6 separate regions of the Homo sapiens genome follow, and regions 1, 2, 3, 4 and 6 are each linked to region 5. Evidence: chromatin loops called from intact Hi-C (ENCODE). Cell type or tissue: OCI-LY7. All regions are shown on one strand.

The links. Peaks named below come from ENCODE experiments on the same cell type or tissue, not always from the same donor. Only the 100,000 strongest peaks of a DNase experiment are listed, where the experiment ranks them.
Region 1: it touches region 5 in a loop (3-fold over the local background); 9 of 110 quality-filtered maps call a loop at or near these places.
Region 2: a loop joins it to region 5, with 2.8 times the contacts of the local background. A loop is called at or near these places in 4 of 110 quality-filtered maps.
Region 3: a loop joins it to region 5, with 4 times the contacts of the local background. A loop is called at or near these places in 5 of 110 quality-filtered maps.
Region 4: a loop joins it to region 5, with 21 times the contacts of the local background. A loop is called at or near these places in 3 of 110 quality-filtered maps.
Region 6: a loop joins it to region 5, with 13 times the contacts of the local background. A loop is called at or near these places in 2 of 110 quality-filtered maps.

What each region holds. Positions count from the first base shown.
Region 1 is chr22:22,165,666-22,170,665 of GRCh38, reverse strand. It overlaps IGL and the pseudogene SOCS2P2. Among named protein-coding and RNA genes, the nearest start is that of VPREB1, 77 kb to the left of the region's middle. RefSeq lists enhancers at 2,539-2,598, 2,749-2,838. In OCI-LY7, a CTCF peak has its summit at 4,612; DNase peaks (open chromatin) are centred at 1,955, 2,725, 3,495, 4,585 and 1 weaker place; H3K4me3 peaks cover 4,368 bases; H3K27ac peaks cover 5,000 bases.
Region 2 is chr22:22,027,798-22,032,797 of GRCh38, reverse strand. It overlaps the pseudogene PRAMENP, IGL and IGLV4-69. Among named protein-coding and RNA genes, the nearest start is that of TOP3B, 48 kb to the right of the region's middle. RefSeq lists a silencer at 1,274-1,393 and enhancers at 1,464-1,523, 1,664-1,743, 1,041-1,820, 2,184-2,443, 1,821-2,601 and 2 more. In OCI-LY7, CTCF peaks have their summits at 1,955 and 2,154 (motif pointing left); DNase peaks (open chromatin) are centred at 37, 267, 1,367 and 1,987; H3K4me3 peaks cover 3,728 bases; H3K27ac peaks cover 4,927 bases.
Region 3 is chr22:22,057,804-22,062,803 of GRCh38, reverse strand. It overlaps IGL, the pseudogene IGLVIV-66-1 and the pseudogene IGLVV-66. Among named protein-coding and RNA genes, the nearest start is that of TOP3B, 78 kb to the right of the region's middle. RefSeq lists an enhancer at 4,280-5,000. In OCI-LY7, CTCF peaks have their summits at 950 (motif pointing right), 1,857 and 2,067 (motif pointing left); DNase peaks (open chromatin) are centred at 953, 2,043 and 3,973; H3K4me3 peaks cover 926 bases; H3K27ac peaks cover 2,642 bases.
Region 4 is chr22:21,970,594-21,975,593 of GRCh38, reverse strand. It overlaps TOP3B (DNA topoisomerase III beta), which reads left to right. Exons shown (of 18, transcript NM_001282112.2): 3 at 1,106-1,237; 4 at 2,876-2,982; 5 at 3,643-3,717. Among named protein-coding and RNA genes, the nearest start is that of TOP3B, 9.7 kb to the left of the region's middle. In OCI-LY7, CTCF peaks have their summits at 2,921 and 3,121 (motif pointing left); a DNase peak (open chromatin) is centred at 3,143.
Region 5 is chr22:22,108,846-22,113,845 of GRCh38, reverse strand. It overlaps IGL. Among named protein-coding and RNA genes, the nearest start is that of TOP3B, 130 kb to the right of the region's middle. RefSeq lists a silencer at 2,114-2,183 and an enhancer at 2,504-2,583. In OCI-LY7, CTCF peaks have their summits at 2,786, 3,617 and 3,818; DNase peaks (open chromatin) are centred at 2,235, 2,705 and 3,795; H3K4me3 peaks cover 1,129 bases; H3K27ac peaks cover 1,913 bases.
Region 6 is chr22:22,295,822-22,300,821 of GRCh38, reverse strand. It overlaps LOC105372952 (a long non-coding RNA gene), which reads left to right and starts at 2,670. Exons shown (of 3, transcript XR_938055.3): 1 at 2,670-3,140; 2 at 4,857-5,000. It also overlaps IGL and the pseudogene BMS1P20. RefSeq lists a silencer at 2,578-2,877. In OCI-LY7, CTCF peaks have their summits at 2,218 and 3,220; DNase peaks (open chromatin) are centred at 1,365, 2,228, 2,701 and 3,151; H3K4me3 peaks cover 3,472 bases; H3K27ac peaks cover 1,879 bases.

The DNA.
Region 1 (5,000 bases), 57 kb before region 5:
TCTTCTCCATTAGGTCAAAAGTCCAGGCTCTTGCAGTAGAGAAAGAGCTCCTCATAGAAGCACCAAAGAAGTGGGAGGAACGAAGCTGACATGGGTTTCACTTCAATTTTATATGCCTGCTCATCAGAGTCTCCTTAGAACATTTTATATTTTGCATCCTGATTCACCGAGGAGTTTTGTTAAACAGATTATGCGTGTGAGAATTTCTCTCTCATTTTATGCAATCAAATCAACTTTAAAAGGTTGACGTTAAAATCCTGGGTTTGCCTTTTCACTATATGTGAGACCCTCTTATGTGTATAAGTAATGTAATAATTCATTTGAAGTAATCCTTATTTCAGAAATATTTCAAACTGGTGCAAATGGAAAATACTTTCACTTTTCCTTTAAGGCTAAAGATAAGAATGCCATGCTGTTTAGGTGCAACTCAATCTTCGTTAATAAAAAACAATGTAGATATAGATATTTTACCCCTTGAAGTAGTTGTGTCCCTGTTGCTGTTGATTTTTAGAAAAATGGCTTTAGAAATTCCAAGTTGTCCTTGACTTGTCTAACCATGGATATCAGCAGTTGTCTTTTTTTTTTTTTTTACCATGGAGACTAGTTTGATGTAATTTTATTCCAGATATAGGCAGGCACCTGTCTGTTTTTCAGTGCATTTAGTTACTGCTGTTACTATTTAATTAGACTGTATTAAATTTTAAAAACCTAGAAAAAATAATAATGTATTTGAAGCTTTCATTGAACATGGTAGCCATCTCATCCTGACACCACAAGATCACAGAAATGGCCAGAAGTGTTTCAGTAACTCAAGAGACCCTTCTAATTTACATGAGAAAAATATTTACAAAAATTTCTTACAAAACAATTGGAATTAGTTTTGCATTTGTACCTACGAACAAAATAAAATTAAGCCTTATTTACATGTTTATATAATTTTTGTGACAGCGAGAATAACTTACGTCAACCTTCAATGCCAGTTATACAAGGAAGAAATACGAAGACAGACATGGTCACATTTGTTGAAAAAACTGAGAAACAAGATGAGAGAATGCATGCAAACTCAGAAATAGTTACAATGACTGTTTGGTGTAATAATTTCCTTGAGCTGCCATAAAAATAACCCTACACATGTGATTTAAAATGAAAGGCATTTATTGTTTCACAGTTCTGGAAGCTAGAAATCCAAATCCATAGGGCGGGGCCATGTTCCCTCTGACACCTGTAGAGAAAACCTTCCTGGGATTCTTCCTGGCAGCTCTTCCTCTTTGCTAGTAATCTTTGGTGTTCCTTGTATTGTAGCTGAGTAACTTCACTCCATGCCTCCATATTAACATGACTTTCTCCCTGTGCCTCTCTGTCTTCTCATGGTTGACTTCCTACAAGGACCCAGGAACACTGATAAAGAGACCTCCCTACTCCAGAATGACCTCATCTTAACTATTATATCTTCAATGATCCGATTTTCAAATGATTTTATGTGCTTGAATACTGGGGTGTAGGGCTTTAACATATATTCTTTAGAGTCCAATACAACACATAACATATAGAAAAAAGAATTTCTTACAAAAAATCATTTTAATATGTTTTAAATTGTGCAATACACCTTAATTACAACCTAATAAAAAATGTTATTAATATACCAAAGAACGTTTCTTCCTTTCGTTCTTAGCTGGCAAAGTACATCGTTGAAGATTATTCCTCCTGCAAAAAAATATATTTAAATTTATTCCTTGGATCTGATGTAGGCAATACTATTCCTTTTGGATTACAAAATATTAGGAATCCGCTTTTCTGGAACAGTTCCTCCTCATTGATGGATTTCCTCAACTTTTGGACACAAACAGGAATAAATATTGATGTAGACCCTTCTGTTTACCTTTTTCTTTAAGGATAGGCAACATTTAGACCGCCTTGAGAGCTCAGGTTTCTGGTCATGTGATCCTGATATCACGTGATCATTTTCTCCCCAGGCTGTCAGAGGCAGGGTTACGTCTTGGCTCCCCATCTGGATCTTTCACTGCAGTAACCCCCACTGTCGTGTAGCTTGAGTAGTACTCAGTCTAGCCTATGGATTGGGTCCCCCAGAGGCTCAGGGCAGCTTTGCTCCCAGGAAGGTCTGAGAATCAGGTGGTCATTCAGGAATGTTTGTTGCTTGCATCATAAATCAATGTCTCAAAAAGTTGGCCAGACTTCTGTTGCATCCAGTGTGGATAGAAATTGTTGGTGACCACTCTGGTGCTGGAGCCACAGGTGAGAGTGACTGTCCCTCCTCAGGAAAGAGTCAGTGAGGGCTCCTCAGTCACCACACCCTAAGAACTGGATACTGAAACCGAAACAGACACGACAGGAATGGGGAAGAACAGAGGGCTCTCTCCATGGGCTGGTCTTTGAAATCTCCATGAACCTGGGCAAAGACTGAACAGGATGGGGAAGTGGAGGAGAAGCATCCAGGGCATGATGTAAACTTTCCAAAAATCTGCAGAGCTCTAAGATGCTGCTGGACCCTGAGATGGTTCTTTTATCTCCTATGCAGCTCCCTAGATGAAGGGCATATATTTGGTTCACACATTAATAAGCACTTTACCAAAACCATCACCAACACCATCTGCTTCTGTTGTTTTCAGCTGAGAGAGCAGCTCTACTGTCAGGGGGGCTGGGCTGCTGTGAGGTCTAATTTCACCACTTGAGAGGAAGCACCTGCTATCACCTCTAACTCAGACCAGTGAGCATGGGCCCCAGGACCCATTAAATGAGATTCGTGGGAGTTTATTTCAGGCTTTTCTCACCTCTGAGAAGACTCACAGTGTCCCCTGGGAACATCTTCAAGAGAGTATTAATGGGGAAACGATAAAAAGCTAAAGGTAGTTCTTTCTTTCAATAAATAAATGCTATTTTATTCTTTATATTTTCCACTTTAATGTTTCCCAAGTCAAACCAGAATCATTGATTTTCATGTGTTTACCTACTTATTTTTACTGTATTTTTATGTCGTGTGGAACACCTCACCCAGTGACTGAATCTCAAATGTAACCAGTTCTTGAGTCCTGCCTTAACTTTCTTTTTAAATGTGCTCTAGTTTATTAGGTTCTTTAATTTCCAGTTGGTTTGATTTTATAACTTCTCTTTTCTGAGATTTTCTTCTTTTCCATTTGTTTCAAGAGTGTTTTTAATTATTCATTGAAGGGATTTTGTGGTTGTTGCTTTAAAAATCCGTCATATGATTTTAGCATCTGAGTTTGCTTCAGTGTCCATGCGTGTCACTGTCTTCTTTCATTTGGGTTCTGAATGTCCTAATTCTTGATGTGACAATGATTTCATGAACTGAATGCTAGACACCTTAAATACTGTATTTTGAGCCTCTAGGCACCACTAATCTCCCTTTTATCAGGTGATCTTCTTGTTGAGTTGTTGAAGGACACAGGTTTGTAGGTTCAGCTTCCCACTGCCAAAGCAAAGGCAGAACGCTGGCTCTCAGTACTCCAGTGCTGCTGACACTTTCATGAGAAAAAGAGGACTCACTGACACCAGGGCAGGGAGGGGGACAGCAGGTGTGCCAACGACACTGACTTCCATCCCCAACCAGTATTCTCATTGCCAGGTGGGAGACAAAGCTCTGGTCCTCCCTGGCCCCCATAACCACCAGAGTCTGGGTTCAGGGAGGGAATACTGAGGGCTGGTGTGCTCTGCCTTGTACCATTTCATTCAACTCATTGCTGGGGATGGGGGCTGAAATTCAGTTCCTGACTGGGCCCTGCCAAAATCAGGCATAGGTGGATGGGAGGATAAACCAGCTCAAACTAGCCCTGCCATGCTCGCCTGGTTGAGGATATTGGGGTGAAAGCTCAGCTGCTCACTGAGCCCCACTGACACTACCCCAGATGGGCAATCAGAGCATGGCCCGCTCCTGCTGGGCAGGGTGTTGTTGACTAGGAGGGTTTCTGAGGCACCACAGCCTGGAGACTGCTGGTACCAAAACACGTGCATACTCCCATCATTGGTGCTGCTCCCAGTGCAGGTGCTGGGGTCATCTGTCCCACAGACCTGGACACTGCAGTTGGCTGAGTCAGCACAGAACAGGCCCAGGACCCTGAATATCATGACAGACAAAGAGTAAGAGACACAGGTTAGTGGACAGGGACACACACAGCAATCCTGGTCCCTTCATCCTCAGCCCTGACGCCTGGCCCCAGCCAGCTGAGCAGTGAAGGAGAAAAGGAAAGAGGCCACGAGCCCAGGCCATGGTGGGGACCCGCCACACAGCTGTGTCCTGAGGACCCTCAGGTGGGCCTGGATTCTTCAAGTCTCTCCTATCCTTCCAGCAGTTCAGGGCGAAGGGGGTTAGGAGGGACTTGCAAACCAGCCTCCTCTCCTGGGCTGTCTAAACCCCACCTTGGGTTCTGACTCTTGACCTCTGCCTGGAAAGCTAACCCCGGGAGAGTGTGGACCTGGGTGTGGCTATTCTGTGGGTACTCAGGGACCTGTGAGGACACAGCTGCTAGTCCCAGTGAGCAGGGGACAGAGGGCTCCAGGCCAGGACCAGGGGGTGGCTCCCAGCTGGGATCCACAGCACAGCCCTCAGGGCTAGGCCACAGCATCCCCTGCTGCCCAAAGCTCAGACACACCCATGTCTCCTGTCTCTTCCTCTGTCCACTTTGTCCTCCCTAAAAGAATGGAGCTGGGCAGTGTCCATGCCAGGCCACACCTGGTCTCAGGTCTCCACACAGCCCCTACCCCTGGACTCACCTGCCCAACTCACTGTATGGTTTACGGGACTCTGCTAAGAGCTCTGCCTCTCTGAAAAGCATTCCCTGGGTACAACGAAGTGGGAGGCCCAGCAGGGACAGGGCATCCCCTCCCTCCAGGGCACCAGGAGCTGCTCCCTCTTCCTTCCCCCTGGCTGATCAGAGCCTGTGCCCAGACTGCCAGGACCTGCCCTTGGGTTCAACCTCTCCCTCTGTGCCCCTCTTCCCTTCTGCCCCTCACTTACACAGATTGCA
Region 2 (5,000 bases), 81 kb after region 5:
CCTGTGCAGTGAAGGAGAAGGCGGGGGAGAGACCACAGTGGAGACCCATACATAGCTCTACATCCTGAGGATCATCAACTGAGCCTGGGCTCTCCAAGTCCCTTGTACTCCCTCCAGCAGCTCAGGGTGAGGAGGGCATCCTTCATACCAACCAGCCTCCTCCCCTGGGCTGTCCAAGCCCTTTCCTGGGCCATGACTTCGATCCCTCCCTGAAAAGCTGACACATGAAGAGGATGGTCTTGGTTGATGCTGTTCTGTGGCTCCCTGGGGGCCTATAAGGAAACAGCTGCTGGTCTTGTGAGCAGGGGGTAGAGGGCTCCAGCCCAGGGTCAGGGAGTGGCTCTCGTATGGGGTCTCCAGCACAAGATTTAGGGACAGACCACAGAACAGCCTACTGCTTGAGGTCCAGATGCACCCATGTATCCTGTCTCCTCCACTGTTCACTTTGTCATCCCCAAGAAGGATGGAGATGGGCAGTGTTTAGGCCATAACACACCTTAGTCTCACATCTCCACAGACCCTCCTTCCTGGATATACTTGCTTAGCTCACTGTGAGGTTTATAGGGCAGTTCTGGGAGGCTGGACTCCCTGAGGAGCCTCCACTAGGGGACATCAGAGCAGGAAGCCCAATGGGGACAGGGCTCCCTCCAGGACACAGGGAGCTGCTCCCTCTTTCTTCTCCCTGGGCTGTCTAGAGCCTGCACCCAGACTGCCTTGCTTCTCTCTGGGCCTATTTCTTCTTCTCAGCCCCTCAAGAAATTTGATTGCAGAAAAGGAAAAGATTAAAAAATAAATTTAAAAATATTTGCCAGCACCAGGCATAAATTCTAGGGCAATATGACACCAAGTGCAATTTTGAGAGGAGAGAGGGGAGCCCTAGGTAGGCTTCTGATTCCTAATTATCCTTCCTTATTTGGGCACTAAGAGGCAAATAACATCTTTCAAAGGGCAGGGTCAGCACTCTCTAAATCTGTCCTGAGTACATGGAATGATGACTCTTTCAGGATTTGGAAACAATTTCTAAGGCTCATTTTTCTTCTGTCAAGAGAAAATGGTTAGCTCCACAGGCACTGAATTCAGCATATTTGGAAAATTAGGTAATATTTCATAGTCATCATGATATTTTTGTTTCTGTTTTTAGTTTTCCTGAGACTTCAGAAAACTTGAATGAGAAATTGAGAGTAGAAACATTTTAAACCAGACGGTGCTTCCAAGTGGAGTGTGTACATATAAAACATATTTGAAAATTTAAAACTTGTCATATAACAAGACCCTGAGCAGGCTGAGGTTTCTGTCCCACTTCCTCATCTGCCTGTGTCACTGTGTGAATGCCAGTGCCCCAGGTCTGACAGTAATAGTCAGCCTCATCCTCAGACTGGAGGCTGGAGATGGTGAGGTAGCGCTCAGCCCCAGAGCTGGAGCCTGAGAAGCGATCAGGGATCCCGTCCCCCTTGCTGTGGCTGCCATCACTGTTAAGCTTCATCAAGTACCGAGGGCCCTTCTCTGGCTGCTGCTGATGCCATGCGATGGCGTAGCTGCTGTGCCCACTGCTCAGAGTGCAGGTGAGCTTGACCGAGGCTCCCAGGGAGGCAGAGGCAGAGGGCGATTGAGTCAGCACAAGCTGGGAGAGAGACCCTGAAAACACAGACACCCATTACCGGCTGGAGTCAAGAAAAGAGGGAAGGACATTCCTGGCATAAGTTTGGGAGGTGGTATCAGTGAGCTGGAGGTCAGGGTGCTGAGGGCCATCCTGACCTGTGCAGTGGAGGAGGAGGGTGAGGAAGAGGAGTGGGGTCCAAGCCATGGTGCAGACTCCCCAGAGCTCTGCTGAGGCTGACAGTTGCAGGTATTTCTTACCCACCCTGTAGTCCCAGAGGAGAGAGAGGGGCCCTTCATGCAAATGTGCTCCTCTTCCTCTGCCCAACCAAATCACTCCGTGTGCCTGAGTGTCAGTCCCAGTGGTGGGGTGACATTTCTGGGAGGGGTTACCTGGGCTGGGCCTGGCCTGAGGCTCTCCAAGGGTGCAGAGAGAGCCCAGCTGCTGGCCCCAGTGAACCCTGCGTGGAGACCAAGTTCAAGTGTTTGGTTTCCCAGCTGAGAAACCCACAGAGCCCTCAGCAGCAGACCAACAGCACCCCCTTCTGCCTAGGCCCAGGTCCATCGTGTCTGTGACCAGATGCCAGTGGGTCCTGACAGAGGCTTCTGCCCGGACCAGGGCCTTGACCACGGCCTGTTCTCTGTCCAAGGGCAAAGTGGGACCCCTCGTCAGGGCAGCCTCCTATTTTATTTCAGACTTTAGTTTTCCATTTAGCCCTTTTCAGTGGGAGCGGGACACATGATCCACCCCACTTTGCAAAAGTCCTCAGGAGAAAGGTGTCTCTCATACACGTTCTATTTGGTAGGTGTAATGGGATAATTTACATTGACTGGAACAGAATGTCTCCATTCTGCAGTAATGGAGATGTTGTGAGAATGGATCGGACTGTTGGCTACATGAGCATCTGCATTTGTAAAAACCATCAAACTGTATAATTAAGACCTGTGAATTTTACTTTATATAAGTTATCTTTCTATATAATAAACAGAAAAAATAGGAGAAAATGGCTACTTTTCAGACAAAACCCGATGGAATTTGCCACCAGCAGAACTGCTCTACAGGAAATTCTAAAACTGTTTTTCAGTGAGATGAAAAATAATCTCAGTTAGTAGCTCCCCAAATTAGAAATAAATATTTTAAAAAGTAGAGAAAAGAGGGTAAACTCAAAGGAAAACTGAGTACATAAAACAATGATTTTTACATCAGTTGGTGTTACATGCATGTATGTGTAAACGTAATGGTGCATGTGTATGTACTTATGAACACATATTAATAGAGGTGCGTGCATATTTGTAAACATAACATAACTGTATGTTTTGATATTAGGTAAATTGCTAGAGAGTAAATGGAATTGAAGTTTCTGCACTCTAACTCTGTACTCCCTGAAGCTGTATTTTAGACCCTGAGCTGCCCTAGTCTTTTTATAGTTTCCCAAACAATCAAGGGGACAGATTTTCTACCTTGAAATAAAAACTTAATGTAGGGCTGTCCCCACCTCACCCCTTGGCCTGGATGCTCCCAGGCCAGCAGGAGAATGAGAAGAGAAGAGTTGAGCCTAGGGAGGTTTCCAATGGGGAGAGGACACCTGGCCTTTGATAGGCCCCGGGTCCAACAGGTCAAAGCTTTGGGCCAATCAGGGAATGGGGAACTTGCCATCTGATCAAACCCGAGGGAGACCCCGAGTGTTTTCCCAGCTGGTGGGACCGTGTCAGGAGAGCTTCAATGTCCCTGACTGACTGCAGGCCCCAGTTTCTATCAGGCCTCTTTGACAGGCCTGAGCCCTTCCCTGGAGGGTCCTAGATGGCCTGGATCAACTTTTCTGGTGCTGCTGCTGCTCATCACCTCAGAATGGATTTATCGAAATTCCAAGTTCTAGATGAGCATTGTTGGCCCAGAGGAGGCAATCTCACTGGGACTAAGTTAGAGAAGACTTCTCTTCCATCAGCATAGCATAGGAGTAATAGGCTTTTTAATTAGATCAAATAGAGCAACCCAAAAGAAGTAAAACAGGAAAAAAAAGAAATCTATCTTTCCACTTTTTAGTATCCTGGATGCAAAAAATTAAATTCTTTCTACTGCTCATGCATTGGGTAAACCCCTCACCAGTCAGTTTTAGGCACTTATTTTGTTTTATTTTATCTTTTTTTAAACCTTCATTTCTTATTCAAAAGTACATCCCAATGTCCTACAGTTAGTACTCTGCTATGTGGAAATAATAAGAAAACATCTAATTTGTTTTTCAAGTATTACATTTTTTACCCATGAATTATCCATACTGGGCCAGGTGTGGTGGCTTATGCCTGTAATTCCAGCAATTTGGGAGGCCAAAGCAGGAGGATCAGTTGAGCCCAGTAGTTACAGACCAGCCTGGGCAACATAGTGAGATCTTGTCTCTACAAAAAATAAGCAAAATTAGCCAGGCATGGTGGTGCGTGCCCGTAGGCTTAGCTACTTGTGAAGCTGAGGTGGGAGGATTGCTTGAGCCTGGGAGTTTGAGGCTGCAGTGAGCCATGATTGCACCACTGCACTCCAGCCTGGGCAACAGAGTGAGACACTGTCTCAAAAACAAAACAAAACAAAAAAAGGCCAGGCGTTGTGGCTTATGCCTGTAATTCCAGCTCTTTGGGAGGCCGAGGTGAACACATCACCTGAGGTCAGAAGTTCGAGACCAACCTCGCCCACATGGCAAAACCCCATCTCTACTAAAAATACAAAAATTAGCTGGGTGTGGTGGCGGGCGCCTGTATCCCGGCTACTCAGGAGGCTGAGGCAGGAGAATCACTTGAATCTGGGAGGCAGAGGTTGCAGTGAACCGAGATTGTGCCACTGCACTCCAGTCTGGGCAACAGAATGAGACTTTTTCAAAAAACAACGACAACAACAAAAAAGAAACGCAAAGAAATATCCACACTATATGTTTGTGTTATTAATTCAGGATTACATGATAAAACTTTTCCATCCTTTTACTTTCATTTAATGTTTTCTGTAAACATAATTATAGATACACATTAAGGTGAAAAAATATGTAATAAAGGTTTAGTTACACTTCAACCAGTTTTCCTCAAAAGTGGCATCTTACAACACAATATGCAATTTAGAAAATCAGAATGATGCAATTAACATTGAAGTAATGCTTTATGCCATTTTAACTAGGTGTTTATTTGTGTTATCATTTTACTTTTGTGTATATACTTCTATTTAGAGTTTATTATAGAATCGCATGCTTGTCTCTTGTTTTTTATTTTTCTCAGTGTGACAAACTCTGTGTTTAATATATGTGCTTAGTTCATTTACATTTAATGAAATTATTCACATGGTTGGATTTAAGCTTACAATTTTAGTGTAAGTTTCCTTTTTCTCTTTATAACTTTTGTTCCTCTCCACCCTGTTTCTGCTACTTCTG
Region 3 (5,000 bases), 51 kb after region 5:
TTAAAATTTCTTTGAGCAAATGGAGAAATAATGGAGTTGAAGTATTGGTCAAATAAGACCAGTGTTTCTGCCTCTTTGAAAATAGTTTTTGTCAACTTTTAATTTTTTTGTTTTTTTAATGTTTTTTTCTTTGTTATTTTCCGTTATATATGGCAATATGTTCCTGTGTCTTGAACCTACCTCATTATTTTGCTTTGACAAATGGAAATTTTAAATAATATAATGTGACAGTTCTGGAAATTAGAACTTTTTTGTAAAGCGTTTTGGTTGATGTTGTTGCTGTTTTTGCTATAGTTGTTATTGTTGATGATGTATTGTTTCATGGTTTTCCAGGAGGGTTCTGCAAGTCTGTATTCTTTGCATGTGAAGTTAATGAAGTCTCTGCTCAATCACATTAGTAGTTTCCTAATTACTGGACAGATATTTCCTGAAGCAATACTTCCTTCAGCTTTTGCCAAGGACTCCATGAGATGTACTTATTTTGAAAATAAATAAATAAATAAGTAAATAAATGAAATCCTTCATTCCAGATCAGGGTTACCAGGATGATATTCATGGCTATTTCTATTCCTCCTTCTTTGGTAACTTTCTGCTTATCTGTTGTCATCTTCAGTGTGTTGGAAATAAGTTCTCCTCCTTATCCCTTACTCCCAAATCCCAGGCACTGAACACCTGAGAATACCTTCAGAAACCCCCAAAGGGTTTAAAGCTTTTCATCTCAATCTCTATAAATCTTTATTCTATTTTTATTTATCTGGAATATGCTTTCTAGCATGTTGATAGACTTCTAAAATTTATTTAAGTCAGAAGTTTTCTTCTAAGATTGATCATTTAAATGATCTCAATAAGACAGGACTGAGGTATGCAGCTGAGTCCCAGTGTCTGAATATGAAAAGGAGAATTTCTTTGCACCCCCCTATATAGCCACAATACACCAGACCAGCAGGAGGAGACAGGCTCTGTTGTAATATTTGCGCAATAGTTACAGATCAGAGTGCACTCCCTAGAGGCCTGGCCTAAAAAGCTGTTTCCAAGGGAACTTGAAGCAGGAATCAGAAAATATCTGGCTCTCTACTCGTAAAATTAAAGTACACACACACACGCATTCACACACACACACACATAACATATTTGAGTATGCAGGTCAGCAGACACTGGTTCTGAGAGCCATTTTTCAACCTTGGTAGCAGAGTAGAAAAACAGTTTTTGTCTCATTTCCCCATTTATCTGTGCTTTACCCAAACGGCACACCAATGCTACAATCTGTACCACAGATATAGTCAGCTCCATCCTCAGACGGGATTGTAGAAATGACACTATAGTGGTCAGCTCCAGTCCTGGAGACTGAGAACTAGTGACTGGGAATCCCAGCCCCCTTGGTGTGGCTTCCATCACTCTTAAGCTGCATCAGGTACTGATGGGCCTTCCCTGGCTGCTGCCGAAAGCATTCAATGGCATAGCTGCTATGCTGACTGCTGAGTGTGGGCGAGCTTGGCCAGGGCTCCCAGGGAGGCAGATGCAGAGGTCGACTGAGTCGGCACGGGCTGCCAGAGGGATCCCGAAAACACAGACAGCCATTATACACTGAATAAAGCAGAACAGGGAAGGACAGTTCTGGCATGAGTTGGGAGGTGGTGTCAGTGAGCTGGGGGATCAGGATGCTTTGTGCTGTCCTGGACTGTGCAGTGAAGGAGGACAATGAGGAGGAGGAGTGGGGTCAAGGCCATGGTGCAGACTCCCCGGATCTCTGCAGAGGAAGCCACGCGGCAGGTCTCTCGTGTTCACCCTCTAGCCTTAGAGGAGAGAGATGGGCCTTTCATGCAAATGTGCTCCTCTTCCCCTGCCCAAGCGTGCCCCTCCCTGGGCCCGTGTGCAGTCCCAGTGGCTGGGTCATTTCTGGGAAGAGTAGGCCTGGGATGTACCTGGACTGAGGCTCCCAAAGGGCCCAGAGAGGACCCAGCTGCTGGCCCCAGTGAGCCCTAGGCAGAGGCCAGGGCCAGGTATCATTTCCCAGCTAAGAGCCCCACAGACTCTAAGTGCCAGCCCCACAGCGCCCCCTGCTGCCCAGGCCCAGGTCCATCGTGCCTGTGACCAGAGGCCAGGTGGACCCAACAGAGTTGCCATCCTCCACCGGGGCCTTGACCAGTGCTGGCTCCCTACCTCAGGGCAGAGTGAGGTTCCCTCTCAGGGCAGTTTTCTACATCATCTCAGTCTTTAGTTTTCCACACTGGCCTCCTCAATGGGAAAAAAGACACACAATTCACCGCACTTTATAAGGAGTCCCCAGGGGAAGTGTGTCTCAGGTACACATTCTATGTGGTACACATATCTATTCTGTAATGGAATAATTTCATTGACTAGAACAAAATGTTTTAATTCTGCAGCAATGGAAATGTTGTGAGTACGCATGGGGCACATGAGTATATGTGTTCATAAAAAGCACACTGAAATTTACAATTAAGATCTGCAAATTTCACTTTACATATTATGCTTCAAGATAAGTTTTAAAAATAAAAAAGAGAAAAAATACCATTTTTTCAGATCAAAAAAATAGAATTTGCCACAAGATCTACTCTAAATGAAATTCTGAAGCTCTTTTTTAGTAAAATCTCAGTAAGCAGCCACCAAAATTTTCAAGAAATAAGTGTTAAAGAAAGTGGGGAAATGTGGAAAAACCCAAAGGAAAATTGAGTCTGTAAAACTATGATTATAATAACATCAGTTGATGTATAAATGCATATATGTATAACATAAAGCATATGTGTGAACTTATGAACATGTATTAATAGATTTGTGTGCACATGTGTAAATATATGACATAACTATGTTTTGACATTATATACATTTGTAGAGATTAAATGGAATTGAAGGGTTTACACTCAGACTCTACTCTCTGAAGTTTTATTTTAAACACTGAGCACCCCTAGTCTCTTCATATTTCCCAATCAGGGGGACAGCCTCCAGGGGATATTCCAGTTTGCATTTAGTCTCCAGAGAATCCCTTTCTTGTGATGATATATAGGAGTAACGCCCCACCCAAATCCCCTGAGCAGGACAATGTATGATAAAAGCTTCAGATCAAAGGGCAAGGCTGCTGCAGTCAGAGGGTTAGCGTCCTGCAGGGATCTCAAAAGGGCATCCAGCATAGTGAATATGAACAAAGGGATCACTTCTATTCTTTAACCAGAGTTCCCCAGCACACTTGAGGGTCCAGGGCATCTGTGATATGCAATATAATCCCATTATCACATGGTCTGTGACAATCCCAACCAAGCAATCTGACCACCATCACAAGGGGTTGCCTCCCCTCCCCAGATCAGCTCAGCTGTTTCATGCTCCAAAATATTCATATTCAGGAGGAAGAACTTTCCTCACTGGGCACCACCTGCAAAGGAAACAGAACAATGTCCTGTGGCATTGGCACTAATCAGGCTTTATTGGGGGCATTTTCAGGAATGGACTCAGCAAGGGTCGCAGCCCTTGTACCTCTCATCAGCCTCATAAGAAGCAGAGCTGGCCTGGGCTAGGGAAGCTGGGTGGATTTGGGGCTAAAGTTCAGGATAAGTACTTTGCAAAATGCTTTACCTTTTAACACATTGAGTGGGTGACAGGCCATAAATGGAGATGTAATGAGAGGAGAGTCAGAAGCTGCTCAGGGGAGGTGCAAGGCCAAGACTGAAATCAGTGCTTGTGGCACCTGGAGAATTCCAGAGAAGTTGAGATCTCTGGGGAGGAGCCAAGAGTAGTCCAAGCTAACTAACATAAGGAAACCCTGAGTTAGACTTTGGAGTCACCCACAGACTGTCTTGTTTGACTCTCACTATTAATGGAGGCCAGTAGAAAGGTCCCACCCTGTACTGAAGAATGAAAAATACAAACAACAAAGCTGCTACTGATGAGCCACACTCGGTCCCAGACAGTGTATTGTTGCCTGCACAAGGCAGAGAGAATGCAGGGGAGGTTCTAATCTCACTTCCCCGTAAGTCTGGAGCACAGTGAAAGTGCCACTGTTGCTGTGATATGTAAAATAGTAATAGTCGGACTTGATCTCAGGCTGCTCAGAAATGTGCAGAATCCCTGCACATTGCCCGAGGGATCTTTGGATTCACAGAAGTGACTGGGGACCCCAGAGTCCTGGTGCTTACTTGAGTCTGAGTAGTATCTCAGGAGATACTGGGGAAGGCTCCGTGACTTCTGCTGGTACAAGAATATGTGACAGCCTCCAACAATGCAGCCACTACTTGGGGTACAGGGAAGTCTTATAGCATTTCTCAGATGTGCAGAGAGGGAGGGCAGCTGAATAAGCAAAGGCTGAGAGAGGGAACCTGCAAGCAAAGATGATCGTGGGTGAGGAATCAGGACAAAGGGTGAGAGTGAAACACAGGGCAAGAACTCAGGCTAGGGGGCTTCCCCAGGACGTGAGACCTGTCCCTACCTGAGAAATGATAGAATATCACAGGAGAATAGGTGCCCAGGTCACAGTGGACACAGCCCTCCTGAGGTCCAGAGCTGGAATGGCTTCTCCAGGCCTCTCTTATCCCCTTCAGTGGCCTCACAAAGGAGGGGTTATGGATGCAAGTGTGTTGCTCCCACTGCCTACCCCCAACTCTCCCGATGGATTTATCAGTATCTGGGAGCTGTTGTCGGGGTGTCTGGCACACAGGACTTGGAAGAAGGTGGGGGTGCTGGGACCATATCTAGCTGCTAAATCTGTGTCAGTGAGTGCAGACTCCATCTACCCAGCCCTGGGGAGTTTGGGGGGGGTGGCAAGTTTTGGGTTTTCACTGTGCAGACACTGAGTGTGACTCACAGTGCCCTGTGCTGCTCACTGGCCAGACAGCAGTCTTTCTGTGAAAATCACATGAGTGGAGTCACCTGAGAGCCTGGTCATTGCTAATCCACAGCATCCATAGACCACACCTTTGCCCTGTCTGGAGATAACTCATATTAATAAACAGCCTTTCCACTGAGGATTTCTGAATTACTAGAAAAGCAAAAAT
Region 4 (5,000 bases), 140 kb after region 5:
GTGTTACAGGACATTTTTTCCTAATGTGATTCCACCCTGGCTGGGGTAGATTTGGTTCGGGTCGGCAGGTGGTAATGAAGCATCTCAGTATGTCACAGTGGGGTGCATTTGCTTCCACTCCTGGCAATGTGCCAAAGCTGGGGTTCCCATAAGGCACAAGGCACAATTTACAATGAAATTGAAGGACAGTCATTATCCATATGCTGGGCCTGGTGGGGCTATTAGGTACAGGTAGTAGAAACCAGCCCTGGAAGGAAGGAGACGCAGCCAGGACTACACCCCAGTCAAGGTCTGATGAGGCTATGCCCCAGGCATTGTCACCCCTGGATACTCCCACTGTCCTGTGGACCTCACGTCACTCCAGAGTAGCCAATGGACTGAGCTATGGCCACAGGCACTACTGAGACACCAGGGAGCTCGAGAGGGAATGTCTGCCACTCACCCCCAACTCTGGCCACTGGGGTGGTTGGTAGGGTGCTGTTTCCCCCTATCTTTGAATTCCCTCCAAATAGGAAGAGTTTTAGATGCTGGGTACCCAGAAATGACAGGCACCTACCTGGCCTCCCCTTGGTCCAGCAGTTGAGAGGGGAAGAGACCCTCGTTCAGCTGAGAAGGCATGGTCCGCAGGGGACGGTGCCCCAAAAGTGGTGCCCGGTGCCCAGAAGCTGAGAAAGTACAGCTGAGTATGGTCAGTGGAGAGGGTGAGAATTCGATAATTAGAAGGTCCCTGGTAACCGAGAGTAGATCTGGAGTCTGTTTTAGTAAACGATGAATAACGTTTCAATGAAGTGAGGCAAAAATGGAATTGAAGAGTGAAAACATAAATACAGAGAAAGAGCCCACCCCTGCCTGCTCCTGGCTCCCGGCAGCCTGGGGCTCTGCATCGAGAGTGCTCTGTGCTAGGTTGTTGGCAGATGCTGTTTTCCCTGAGCGCCGTCCCACCTCTCAGTGCCCAACTACCCGCACCAGTCTGCGGAATGTCGTCACTCACCACTCTGGGGAAGGAGGACTCTGGCCCTCTGGGAGGTGGCATCCGGGCTGGGGTCTCCACAGGGTCTTCAGCTCAGCTGAAGCAGCCAGTCACTTTGTGCTTCCTCATCCCCAGGGAGCCTGTCCTCACACAAAGGGCTGAACGGGGCCTGCTCAGTCCACGAGTACACTGGGACCTTTGCTGGCCAGCCAGTGCGCTTCAAGATGACGTCTGTCTGTGGTCACGTGATGACCCTGGATTTCCTGGGTAAGCCCCTCTACCCTCCATCCTACTGAAGGGAGTTCTGCATGGCACTGGCCAGGGTCCAGTTGAAGCCAGGAGATGCCTCTAGGCAGGGAAGTTTGTCCCAACTCCATGAGTCATAAGGCCAGCAGATCATGAAGTAGCAATGAGAGGGTCCCTGGTGCGGTGCCCAGAACCCAGGCTCTGGAACTCAGCCCTGGGTCCCCATCATAGCGGCACCCCTTAGTCGCTGCATTCCCTGTGTGCCTTCCTATGTAGACAAAGTGGCAGCACCTATCTTAGGAAGGGCTTGACCTGTGCAGGCATTTAAGAGAAGGCTGCTGCTGTTGCCAAGTTGACCGTCATCTGTCGGTCATTTGGTGGCTGTCGTTGTCATTCCTATATTGTTACTGTTATCAATTACCTTGGAAGCGCCAGTATTAGTGACCTGCTGGGTGTAGGTTTGGGGCCATGTGGTTGGCAAGAGTCTGATCCAGGCTTTTCCCCCTGCTCTGCCGGCTCACTGGCTGGGGATGTGGGCAATGACGGCCTCTGAGTTTACACTTCTCATAGTGAAATGGGTCTCACAGCAATGCCATCTGCTTCCCAAGGCTAAGGATTCAGTGTGACAGTGAGGGCAAAGCACTCAGCACAGGGCCCGACACACAGCAAAGCCTCAGCCCTTGTTCTTGCTGCTCATTGATGACAGTGATGACAATGATGGTGACTGAGTTGTGTGGCTGAGCATTTGGACCCCAAGTTTTATCTCCAACTGGCAGGTGGGGAGCCGGGATTTGAATTTGGCTCTGTCTGACCCCATTCTCCCAGGATGCAAGAAATGGGGCCTGGGGAGGATCGCTTGAGCCCAGGAGTTCAAGACTAGTCTGGACAACATAGTGAGACCCCTGTCTCTACAAAAAAAAAAAAAAACAAAATTCTTTTTAAATCAGCTGGCATGGTGGTGCGCACCTGTAGTCTTGGGAGGCTGAGGTGGGAAGATGGACTGAGGCTGGGAGGTCGAGACTGCAGTTAGCCGTGATCGTATCACTGTACTTCATCCTGGGTGATAGAGCGAGACCCCTGTCTCAGAAAAAAAAAGAAATGGGGCCTAAAAGAAAGCCAGACAGCTGAGCATGCAAGAACCGGGTCTCTGTAGATGAGTAGGTGAATGTGCTGGGCATGAGGCTCAAAAAGATGGTCCTTTAACAGGAACGACTGCACACATGTGTGCCCCCACAGAGTGCTGGGTGGAAGGACAAAGTTCCAGAAACTCAGGTTGGAAGTGTCAATGAAGGCACCATTGTGGGGTCCAGTGCTCAGGCAAAGAGACCCAGCCCAGGAATGGTGCTCCCAGCCACAGGGAAAGTCCCGGAAGTGAGGCCAGAGTGGCAGCCCCCCGAGAGCTTGCTTGGCTCCTGTGGTTGGCCGGGGTGTGGTGGGTCCGCTCAGCAGCCGAGCAGAAAGGAGGCTGGATGGGAGGGGGTTACCAAAGGCCTGAACCCACATCCTGGCTCTGCCTCTGATCATCAGGATGACCCTGGGCAAATTGTTCTCCAAGCTTTCCCCTCCTCATTTGTGGGATGAGGCCAACATCCTCCTGGGGTTATGATGGTCTCGGAGGCTGAGCTCCTGTGACTCAATGTCACTGTGACTGGTTTGTAGGAAAATACAACAAATGGGACAAAGTGGACCCCGCAGAACTGTTCAGCCAAGCTCCCACGGAGAAGAAAGAAGCTAACCCCAAGCTGAACATGGTGAAGTTCCTGCAGGTGCGTGGGGCTGGCCTGGGCATGAGCACACCGGGGCTCCCCACCCTCCACAGCTGCCATGTCTTTGCCCACCCTTGCTTGAGTCCTAATCCCCCTTGGACAGGGGGGCCTTTGCTAGCTTTTTCTGTGAGTGCCCCCTGCTGGCCCACGAGGCACCTGCAGGCACCCCCAACACACAAGGCAGTTGCCATTGCCAACCCTCAGTCCTGGAGAGCAGGCCTTCTGCTTTTAAAATAGCTTGTTTGGTCGGGGGGTTTTTCTCCTTAATTTTAAAACAAATGCATACAGATTATGGAAAATTAGAAAGTGCAGATAAGTAGAAAGACAGAAAAATTATGCATAATCATATTACCCAAGACGACTGCTGTTATCATTTAGGGTTATTTCATTTTAACCCTTCTTCTGGGCAGTTTTGGGGTATAAGATCATGTTGCATTTATACTTTTTTTTTTGGTCCAAAAAACATCAATTATAAACTCAATTCTTTTCTGTTGGCTGAGCCAGCCTCAACACAGCCAGCTCCTTACCCAGCCCAGGTACCAGTCCTCCTAACTGAGGTTCAGGGCCTGGGACCAAGCCCTGTCCTGGATGGGAGCACTGGGGGCGGGTGGCACAGACCGGGTCTGCAGCAGGTACGTGTGAACCTGTGCTGTGTGGCAGGTGGAGGGCAGAGGCTGCGACTACATCGTGCTGTGGCTGGACTGCGACAAGGAGGGGGAGAACATCTGCTTTGAGGTGAGTGTGAGGCTCACTTTGTTCCTCACTTTTGGCCTTTCTGACACCAGCCCCAAACTGACACCAGCAGTCAGTCACATCACTCCTGGGGCCAAAGGAGGGAGTAAACTGTACCGGTTTAAAAACACCTCTCCCCTCCCTTTATTCTGAAACTCCACAGATACTTTTAACTGCATAGGCTCTATTAAAGGTGGTCAGTTGTTCCTCCGCTTGCTGAGGCCTCAACGGTATGAGTGAACATAGGAGGGGCCAAATTGTCTGGGTGGATGCAGGTTTCAGAATGGGATTGTCTTGGGGCAGCTTGGTGTTCAGCATCTTGTGCCCAGCGTGACTTCTCAGGGACCTTGGGTTGATGCTGGTTGATTCCCGACCTCAGCACTGAGCTCCTTTTGCAGGCCTCGCTCTGCTCATCTCCTGCCTCATCCAGGATGCCTCCTGCCTCCAGCCAACCCTGGGAGCCCTGCAGAGAAGCAGGTGGCAGCTGCTCCCTGTGCACACCCCATGCCCCATGCTTGCCCCGGCCATGGTGCCCTCACAGTGGCCATGACTGCTGGTCTCACTTGGTGCCCTTCAGACTGTTGTTCTATGGGTCGCCCCCGTGCTCCTGTACCCCCAGCTCTCACCCGTGGCTCAAGAGCTGGTCAGTGAGACAGAGCTGAGGCACCTGGCGTTGCAGTACAGCACCCTCAGCAAATGCGATCACACTCTGTCTCTTCCCAGATACCCTCTCCTCCCCTGCAGGGCGGCTCCTCCCTGGGGGCCTTTGCATCTGGGAATGGAGAATGGGGGCAGCTCATGGGGCTTTCTCCCTTCAGAAATGAAGCCACTTATTCCCAGTAAGGAAGCTGCGTGGCCAGGCTCCGGCGGCGACCCTAGTCCCACTGCACGGCCTTCCTAGTGAGTCTCGGCTCCAGGACCCCTGCTGTGCTTTAGCCCGAGCTGCCCCCACCACAAGCTAGGACCACCCGTGGCCTTCCTGCTCTTGCCCATTTCCTTTCCCCTTCATTCTTTTTTCCTTCCCTGTCTTTTCTTCAGCCTCTTAAAATTTCCACCCACCCCTCCAAACCCTCCCTCCTAGAAGGCAGGGAATCGTGTCACATGGGATGGGTTTGGGGACTAAGAGGTCCCTCATGTACTTGGCAGTAGCATTTCCTGATTTGGTGGGGATGAAAGCAGAGGATTAGAAGAGAGGGCGGGAGTAAGAAGGGAGTGTTCGAGTATGTTTCTAGATGGGAGTAAAGGAAGCCATGTGGTGGGGTGTTGTGGAGTGCTCAGGGCTTCTG
Region 5 (5,000 bases):
TAATTTCTGCAGATCTGTTGCACAGCAATGTGAATATAGTTAATACTTATGATCTGTACACCTAAAATGATTAAGATGGTAAATTTTATATGTATATTTTTACTATAATTTAAAAATCACCATCACAGGTTTGAAATATAAATATAACTTATTTTGTATAATGTAGAGTGTGTTCACATCAATAAGAAAAACCTAATATACCGATAAGAAAGAAGGGTGGGGGTGTATCAGATGCAATCCATCCTGTCTCATGTCAGGCAGCCCTGAGAGGGATGTTGGAGTCATTGACCAATTGTCTTGTTTGACTCTCACTATAATTTGAAGCCATTACAAAGGCCCCATCCAGTCCTGGGGGGTGGAAAAGAGGAAGAAGGCAGGAGCTTCTAATGAACGATTGTCTGCACAGGCTCCTTCTTTCACCTGTGCAGAGAAGGGAGAAGCAGAGCAAGATGTCCCTAGAGTTGCTTCCTAAATACTCAGAGTGGGGGCACAACTCCCCTACAGATCTCTGATCTTCTGCCACTATTATGAAATGGAACTTGTTCATTTTAGTATCATCATCCTTATGTGTCCCCAGCCTCACTGAAATCTTGGCATGCGTATCAGATGAACTTGGGATGAAGGAGAGGGTGATAATCATGGGCCTGACAAAGTCGGTGGGGAGAGGCAGGTGCTGAGTGTCCTCTGCACACTGCGAAGTCACAAGCACAGTCATATTCCACTGTGGAAAAGACTGTTTGCCCAACATCCCTGGAACCACAAAGACCTGCATCCTCTGAACCTCAAGAGGAGTGAACAGTTCAGAGACAGGCTGGAATGAGCAGTTGTGAGGAAGGTGACCTCACTCACTCCTGGAGCTGGTCAGTGGAGCTGGGGTTGGGGCATGCTGGACCAACCAGCTGATCAGAAGTTCTCAGACCACACACATCTCTAAGTCAGGTCTAGGCCCTAGTTTGGACATGTGTATGGTTTGAATATCCCCTCCAAAACTCATGGTAGAATTTAATTATCATGGTAAAAGTAATTGGAGGCAGGACCTTTAAGAGGTGATTAGGTCATGAGGGTTCCACCATCATGAATGGATTAGTGCCCTTATCCTGGCAATGGGATAGATATCTCAAGAGTGGGCTCCTGATAAAAGGATAAAGTTCAACCCTATTTACTCATTTTCACACTCTTCTTTGCCCTTTTTCCCTGAGATAATGCAGCAGAAAGACCCTTGCCAAATTTCAGCATCTGCTTGTGGACTTCTAAGGCCACGGAAATCTCAACCAAATAAACTTTTAGTCTCAGTAAGTTACCCAACATATGATATTCTATTATATCAGAAGAAAATGGGGGAAATGGACTAGGACAGCACGTGTAGGTTATTCATCTCCTTCCTCTTCTGTAATCTTCCTGGAGGGAAACTTAGCTCTAAGAACTGACCTACTCCACTGTAGGCATCATAAGGGGAAAAGATATGAAAAATATATCAAATTAACATTTTAAGAAAAAAACACATTTTACATCTATATATCCTAGGAAAATTAGACACTGGCTGAAAAAGTAACAACAGGAATCAATCCCTGAGCCAGAGTTGGTCCCAGGCAGGACAGTGGTGATTGCACCAGGCAGAGAGAACACAGGGGAGGTCCTAGTCTCACTTCCCTGGGGTTCTGGAGCACTGTGGAAGTGCCATGGCTGCTGAGATATGTAGTAGCCTCATCCTCTGGCTGCAGCCCAGAGATGTGCAGAATTACTGCATTGGCTGAGGCATCTTTAGATTTAGAAAAGTGACCGGGGACCCTGGAGCCATGGTGCTTACTTGAGTCAGATTAGCAGACTGTTCTACACGTGCTGTCCTAGTCCATTTTCTCCATTTTCTTCTGATACAATAGAATACCATATATTGGGTAACTTACTGAGACTAAAAGTTTATTTGGTTGAGATTTCTGTGACCTTAGAAGTCCACAAGCAGATGCTGAAATCTGGCAAGGGTCTTTCTGCTGCATTATCTCAGGGAAAAAGGGCAAAGAAGAGTGTGAAAATGAGTAAATAGGGTTGAACTTTATCCTTTTATCAGGAGCCCACTCTTGAGATATCTATCCCACTGGAGATATATCATCTCTCAGGAGATACTAGAGAGCACTCCCTAGATGCTACTGGTAGCAGGATATGTGCTAGCCACCAGCAGTGAAGCCACAGCTCAGGGTAAATGTGAGCCTCAGAATTTCCCAGAGATGCAGAGAGGGAGGGTGGCTGAGTCAGAACAGGCCGAGGTGGGGGGAACCTGCAAACACAAATGCTCATGGGTGAGTAAGCAGGGATGAAATGTGAGAGTGGAACACGGGGCAAGAACTCAGACTGGGAGGCTTTCCCAGGAATCTGAGGCCTGTCCCTACCTGATAAGTGAGAGGGGAGCAGCAGGGAGGAGCAGGGGCCCCGGCCATGGTGGACACAGCCCTCCCGAGGTCCAGAGCTGGAGTGGCTGCCCTAGGCCTCTCTTATCCCCTCCACTGGCCTCACAGAGGAAGGGTTATGGATGCAAATGTGTCCCACCCACTGCCTGCCCCCACCCCACTCTATGCATTTATTCAAGACCTGGGGACTGGTGGATGAGAGAGTCTGGCAGGACCTGGGAGGAAGTGGGTGCTGGAACCACACCCAGAGAAGATGCAGCAGCTGAGTCGGCTTCAGTGAGTGCAGGCTCCACTGCCCAGCCCTGGGGAGTTTAGGGGTTGGCACAGCTATGAATAGCCACTGTGCAGACCGTGAGACAGACCCACAGTGCCCCTGCTGCTCACTGGCCAGACTGCAGTCTCAGTGGGAATCATGTGAGTGCAGTCATCTAAGGGCCTGGTCCAAACCATCCATGAGCCATGCCCCTGCTCTGTCCTGAGCTACTGGTATTAATAAACAGCCTTTTCATTGAGGGCTCCTGGATTACTAGAAGAAGGACATATGGGAAATATAACAATGGCCTAATGTGACGAGGCTACAGTGAGGGGAGAATGCAGACAGCTTCTGGAGCAAAGACCCGGGCAGCTCCTTCCACAGGGATCCACCTCTACTCACAGAATAGGAAGGAAAAACTTAACATCAGTTAGAAATACATAAACGAAGGCCTCAATTGTTTGTTCCTGTGATGATTCATTGGATGCGTTCATCCATGAATGCATACTCAAGCAACTACCCTTCAGGCTTGGGTTCCTGGTGTCACTGGATTGATTTTGTTAATCATGGTTTTCACGTATTTGTATGTATACTCTTTTTTCTCCATGTCATTCACTCAGTTAATAAGAGAGTTGTATTAATATCTGTGTATATGATTATGGATTGATTATTTCTCTTTTTAATTCTGCTAAAAGAGACAGTTTTGCTTCAAATACTTTAAAGCTATTTTATTAGGTGCATACAATTTACAGTTGTTATGTGTTGTCATTGAACACCTTATTTCACCAGTATAAAATGCCTCCCTTTTCTTGGAAAAAAATGTTTTTCATAAAAGCTTTCATACTAATACTAACTTTAGAGTAGGCAGATAGCTAGACAGAAGCAGGAGGGGCAGCCCCTGAGAAAAGGGAGTTCTGGAAAATCTCACACCCCAGAGACCACCCAAAGCACACATGCTAGATACGAACAGAGATTAGGGTAAATACCTATGCCAGAACAAAGCCCCTTAAGACACCCAGTATTCACTCACTCTGAAGTTAACCTGTCAGAATGTAGCTAGCTGCATGCTGATAATAGGGGTGAGAGCAAAGGAGAAATTTCTAAGAGAGATGCAGGTACAGTAAGTATAGATTTGACCACCATACAACCTTCCTGGGGTGGCAGTAATGAGCAATGCAGCCATTAGGTAGAATTCCTATCAAACACTGGGCCCATGTGTGTGTTAAGGGAGGGTCCCACAGCCTGGGCTGGAAACTATGTGGGGAAAAGGCAGGGACTTAAGGCTGAAGCAGAAAAACTAGAGAAAGAAAAAAAGGTGGAGACTTAAAACAGAGGTGGGAACTCCAAGAAAAAGTGCAATATCATAAAAACTCAGTGCACATTTCTCGGGCCGCTGGCTCATTCTCTATCAGCAGCCCGCTCTGCCTTATCTTCCAGAGTACACTGTCTCTCTAAATAAACTATTTGCTCTCTGTTTTTCTTCAGTAAATTCTCTTTTTTGCCTAAATTGTCTCTTGGCCAAAACTTTCTCCCAAGACAAAGGACAGAGGATTGCCATACTTGCTTTCTGTAAGTGGTTTCATGGTATTTTCTATCCCTTTTTCATGTTAATAAGAACGTTTAATGTGTGATATACCCTCTGAATAAAATTTTAAGTACATAATACAGTGTTGTCAGCTGTAAGCACAGTGTTGTACAGCACATCTCTAGAACTTGTTCATTTTGCAAACCTAAAGCTTCATAGCCCTTGAGCAGTGACTCCCCATTTCCTTCTCTCCCTACCCCTGGCAACCAGCATTCTACTCCATTTCTGCTCGGTTGAGTATATTAGACACCTCCTATAGGCCGGACGTGGTGGCTCATGCCTGTAATCCCAGCACTTTGGGAGGTCGAGGCAGGCGGATCACCTGAGGTCAGGAGTTCGAGACCAGCTTGGCCAACATGGTGAAACTGTGTCTCTACTAAAAATACAAAAATTAGCCAGGTGTGGTGGCAGGCACTTGTAATACCAGCTACTCAGGAGGCTGAGGCAGGAGAATCGCTTGAACCCGGGAGGTGGAGGTTGCAATGAGCTGAGATCGCGCCATTGCACTCCAACCTGGGTGACAAGAGCAAAACTCTGTCTCGAAAAAAAAAAATTAGATACCTCATATAAATGAGGCCGTGCAGCATTTCCCCTTCTAAGATTGGCTTATTTCACTCAGTGTAATATCCTCCAGGGTTTTCCCTGTTGCTGCATATGGCAAAATTTAATTATTCTTTTTTTTTTGAGAGACAGAGTCTCACTCTGTCACCCAGGCTGGAGTGCAGTGGCGCAATCTCAGCTCACTGCAACCTCTGCCTCC
Region 6 (5,000 bases), 190 kb before region 5:
TCCCATAGGAGACCAGAGCTGTGAAAGCATGCAAATAACTAATTCCTGAGGCTTCCCACATTTGGTGAAAGATATAAACTTACAGATTCAAGAAGCTGAGCAAACCTCAAAGTATACCAAAAGAAAGCAACACCAATTAAACTTTCAAAACTAAAAACAAAGACCAAAAATGGCAGAATGCCTGTAGGGACACGCCAACTCAAATGCCATGGAGGCCAGAAGGAAGTGGCACAACATTTTCAAGTGTTTAAAAAAAAAACAACCAAACAAAAAAACCAACCAAACAAAAAAACTGTTCGCTGCAAATTCTATATCCCATGAAACTACCCTTCAGAAATGAAGAGAGAAATAAAGACATTCTCAGAGGAAGAGAATATAGGAATTTGTCACTGGTCAATTTAGAAATGCTAAAAAGTGGCTACAGAAATATGTTCTGTCATTTCCACAATACAAAAAATTAAAACAAAAAAATCAAAACAAAAAAATGGCTACAGAAAGTTCTTATGCAGAAGGGATGAATATGGGACTATAGGAGGAGGGACAAAGGAAAGACCAGAAATGTGGATACATACGCGAGACAATCCACAGTTCTTAAAATCACATTTGACGACTGAAACAAAAACTATACCACCACCTAATACTCAAGCCAGTGATTTATACAAGTGGAAAAGGTAAAGAGACATAAATGCAAGGCAGGTTTCCACACTTTGAAGTGGTAAATACTGGTACCAGTAGACTACTGTATTACAATACACATATTGTAACATCCAGAGCAAACACTTTAAGACTATACAAAGAGATACGAGCAACAACATTATACAGAAATAGATCAAGATGGAGGGAAAGAAAAAGGAAACGAAAAAGCAAATAATAAAAACATCAGACATAAGCAATTATGTAACTATAAGCACCTTAAATGTAAATGGTCTAAATAAACCAAAAGACAGATTGATGGAGAGCCTATAATAAACACATGGCCCAACTAAATACTGTTCATAAGAAACTTCAAACTCACTTAAGGACCTAAGTAGGTTGAAAGTAAAAGAATGGAGAAAGATATCCTGTGAAATCATTAATTTTTTAAGGAAGCAGGAGTGAATATATTAATATCTCATGAAGTAGACTTCAAGCAAAATAATTTACCAGAGCTGGAGAGGGTCTTCGCTGAATTTTAAGATCTAAAATTTCCTATGCTGCCTTGACATCTTTGAGCCTCACAGGGCCCCAAAGGCCTAGCCGTGGGTTTTCCTGTTTCTACCAGACACCCCCTACCCTGCCACCCAACAGGAAAGGCTCCCCACCTGGCTAGTTCTTTTATCAGCCAAACAGTTGCACCTCAGCCTAAGAAGCTTCACTTCACCTGTCTGCCAGCCCATGAATTTATTCAAACAAGCCAACTGCATTCCCCCTCGGGAACCATTGGTCATTGTGTGCTCTTGTTACTATCAAGCCTGCCTGCTTCCTCAGCCCACAGCCCTCACTCCGCTACAGAGTGCGGTGCCCATCTGACCCTGTGTGGCATGCAGTGTCCTCCTCTGAGCTGTGGGTATATGTGACTAAAACACTGCTGTCAATCTCATCCATCCACGCCAGGTGTCGTGTTCAGCCATCTCCTACACTTTAGGGCAGGGACCCCTCCTTCACCAATGGGGTGAAAAGGAAGTGACCATAACAACTGCTTAATGACAAAAGGATTAACCCACCAAGAAGACATCTACTTCAACATCCTCCTCTTAGCAACTGTTAAAACTAGGCAGAGGCCGGGCACAGTGGCTCATGCCTGTAATCCCAGAACTCTGGGAGGCAAAGACAAAGGATAGCTCGAGGCCAGGAGTTCGAGCCTGGGCAACATAGCAAGGCCTCATCTCTCCAAAAAATTTTAAATTTAGCCAGGTGTGGCGGCACACACCTATAGTACCAGCTACTCAGGAGGTTAAGCCAGGGGAAGTACTTGACCCTAGGAAGTCAAGGCTGCAGTGAGTCATGTTCGTGCCACCGCACTCTAATGTAAGTGACAGAGTGAAACTAGGCAGAAAAGGAGCAAGGATTTACAAAAGATCTGAACAGTCAACCAGCAAAATCTGACATCCGTATAACACCCCACTCCCCAACAGCAAAACACACACATTTTTAAAGCCAATAGAAATCTACCAAGATGAAGTACATTTGGGGCAATAAAAGAAATCACAGCCGTGCCCCTCTCTGCGCTTTCTTTTCTCACCATGGGGAGGCGTTTGGGGGCCTCTTGAGGGACCCCCTAGATGCTTCTACTCAGAGCCCCCAAAGCCGGGGAGCCTCCACTCCTCTGTATGCAGCCTCCCCTGTCGGTTCTCGCTACCCAGGGTTCAGTGGCCTGGGGGCTGACGGAGGGGGTCGCCTCTGCCAAGGCCCCTCCCGGCGCCTCCCTAGCTCATCCAGCCCACCTTCCTCCCACGCTGGCTCACGCAAAGTGCTCTGGTTACCAGGAGCCCTTCCTGACCAGCCCCGGCCCCTTCTTGGCCTTCGCCCACCTGGCCTCCCCTGGAGCCCTGACCTGGGTGCCGGGCCTGCTGGGTCCAGAGCCCACCCCGCCCTGAACAACCCCGAGTCTCAGCCACCCTCAGTTCTTACCCTTTCACAGCTGGGGAGTGGAGTCTGGGCCGGCGCCTCGCTGTGCCGCGCTGTGCGCCTCTCCGCGCCTGCGCCGCCGCTGTGCCCCTCTCCGCGCCTGCGCCGCCGCTGTGCGCCTCTCCGCGCCTGCGCCGCCGCTGTGCGCCTCTCCGCCGCTGTCCGCCTCTCCGCCGCGCCGCCGCTGTCCGCCTCTCCGCCGCTGTCCGCCTCTCCGCCGCTGTCCGCCTCTCCGCCACGCCGGCGCTGTGTGCCTTTGCGAGGGCGGAGCTGAGTTCTCCTTTGCACAGACTTCGGAGATACAGCGAAGGCAGAGCAATGTTCTCCTCAGCACAGACCCGGGCGGGCGGGCCGGTGGCACCGCGAGGGCGGAGCTGCGTTCTGCTCTGCACAGACCTTGGGGGCACTGCCTCGCTTTGGGACACCTCGGGGCCGCATCGACGGTGAATAAAATCCTTCCTGTTTGCAGCCCTGTTTGTGGTTGGTGGCAGCGATGGACACTGCAGCCAGCCAGAGCGTAGAAAGGCGTTGGGGTAAGCGCGCTATCCAGGCTGCACTGCGGGTGGCCTGGGACCGGTTGGGAGCCCTATCTCAGGCGTCACTGCCCGTCTTGGGTGGCTGGTTGGGTGTGCTATCTGGGGCTGTGCTGCCTGCACGGGGGGATGGTTTGGGAGCCCAAACCGGGGCTGCACTGCCTTTGGCGGGGAGCCGGTTGGGGGCACTATCCCAGACTGTATTGCTGGCAACAGTGAGGTGGGCTAAGTGTGCTATCCGGGGCTGCACTGTGCGGCTGTGGGCGGTGGGGGGGTGGGTGGCGGTTTCGGGTTGAGGGCGCTATGGGGTGCTGTAATGCCCATGGTGCGGGGAGGCGGGGCGGCTTGGGTATGTTGGGTGTGCTGTTGCGGGGGGGCGACACTGCTGGTGGTAGGGGGCAGGGTGGGTTGGGGGCCATATCAGGGGCTGTACTGATTGCTTTAGCTAGGATTTCTGGTACTATGTTAAACAACAGTGGTGACAGGGGGCATCCTTATCATGTTCCAGATCTTAGAGGAAAAGCTTTCCGTTTTTCCCCATTCCATATGATTCTAGCTGTGGGTGTCTTTCCTGTAGTTTTTATTATGTTGCGGTATGTTTCTTCTGTGCCCGTTTCTTTGAGGATTTATAGCATGAAGGGATGTTGAATTTCATCAAATGCTTTTTCGGTTTCAGTTGACGTGATCATACTGTTTTTGTCGTTTATTTGGTTGATATGATGTATCACATTGTATGTTGAGTGACCCTTGCATCCCAGGGATACATCCCACTTGATCATGATGAATTATCTCTTTAATGTATTACTGAATTTGATTCACTGGTATTTTGTTGAGGATTTTTGCATCAATATTAGAGATCCTGGCCTGTAGTTTCCTTCTTTGATGCTTTTGTCTGATTTTGTTATCACAGTAATAATGGTCTCATAGAATAAGTTTGGAAGTATTCCCTCCTGTTTTTCAAAATAGTTTGAGCAGGATTCGTACTAGGTCTTTAAATTGTTTGGTGTGAAGCCATCAGCAGTGAAGACATCAGTTCCTGGGCTTTTCTTTACTGGGAGACTTTTTCTGATGGCTTCAATCTCATTACTTGTTACCAATCTGTTCTGGTCTTGGATGTTTTCATTGTTTAACCTAAGTAGGTTGTATGCATCTAGGAATTTGCCAATTTCTACTAGGCTTTCCAATTTATTGGCATATAATAGCCAGTTATGATCCTTTGAATTTCTGAAGTATTAGTTGTAATGTCTCCTTTTTTTAATCTGTTGATTTTATTTATTTGAATCTTGTCTCTTTTCTTAGCCTGGTTAAAAGTTTGTCAATTTTGTTTAGCTTTCCAGAAAACCAACTTTTCGTTTAATCTTGTGTGTTTTTTATTTCAATTTTGTTTCTGCTACGATCTTATTTATTTTCTTATTTTCGGTTTAGTTTGTTCTTTACTAGTTCTTTAAGATGTATTGTTTATTTGAAGTTTTTCTTTTGTTTGGATGGTAGGCACTTGTAGCTGTAAATCTCTGCCTTTGTATGGCTTTCTGCGTAACAAGTTTTGGTATACTGTGTTTTCATTACCCTTTGTTTCATGAAATTTTTGAATTTCTGTCTTAGTATCTTCATTGACCTGCTAGTCATTTATTCAGGAGGGTAGTGTTTAACTTCCATGTGATTGTATTGTTTCCAAAATTACTTTTCTTATTGATACCTAGTTTTATTCCTTTGTAGTGAAAGAAGATGGCCATGGAGACAGACAGCAGCATGGTCAGAGTGGTAGGAGCCGGCCATCAGCGAGAGCTGCTCCATGCCTGGCTGCTGGATGCTAGAGCCTGCGGCCCACTGGCTTGCCTCACTGTGGTTGCTGGTGGTGGT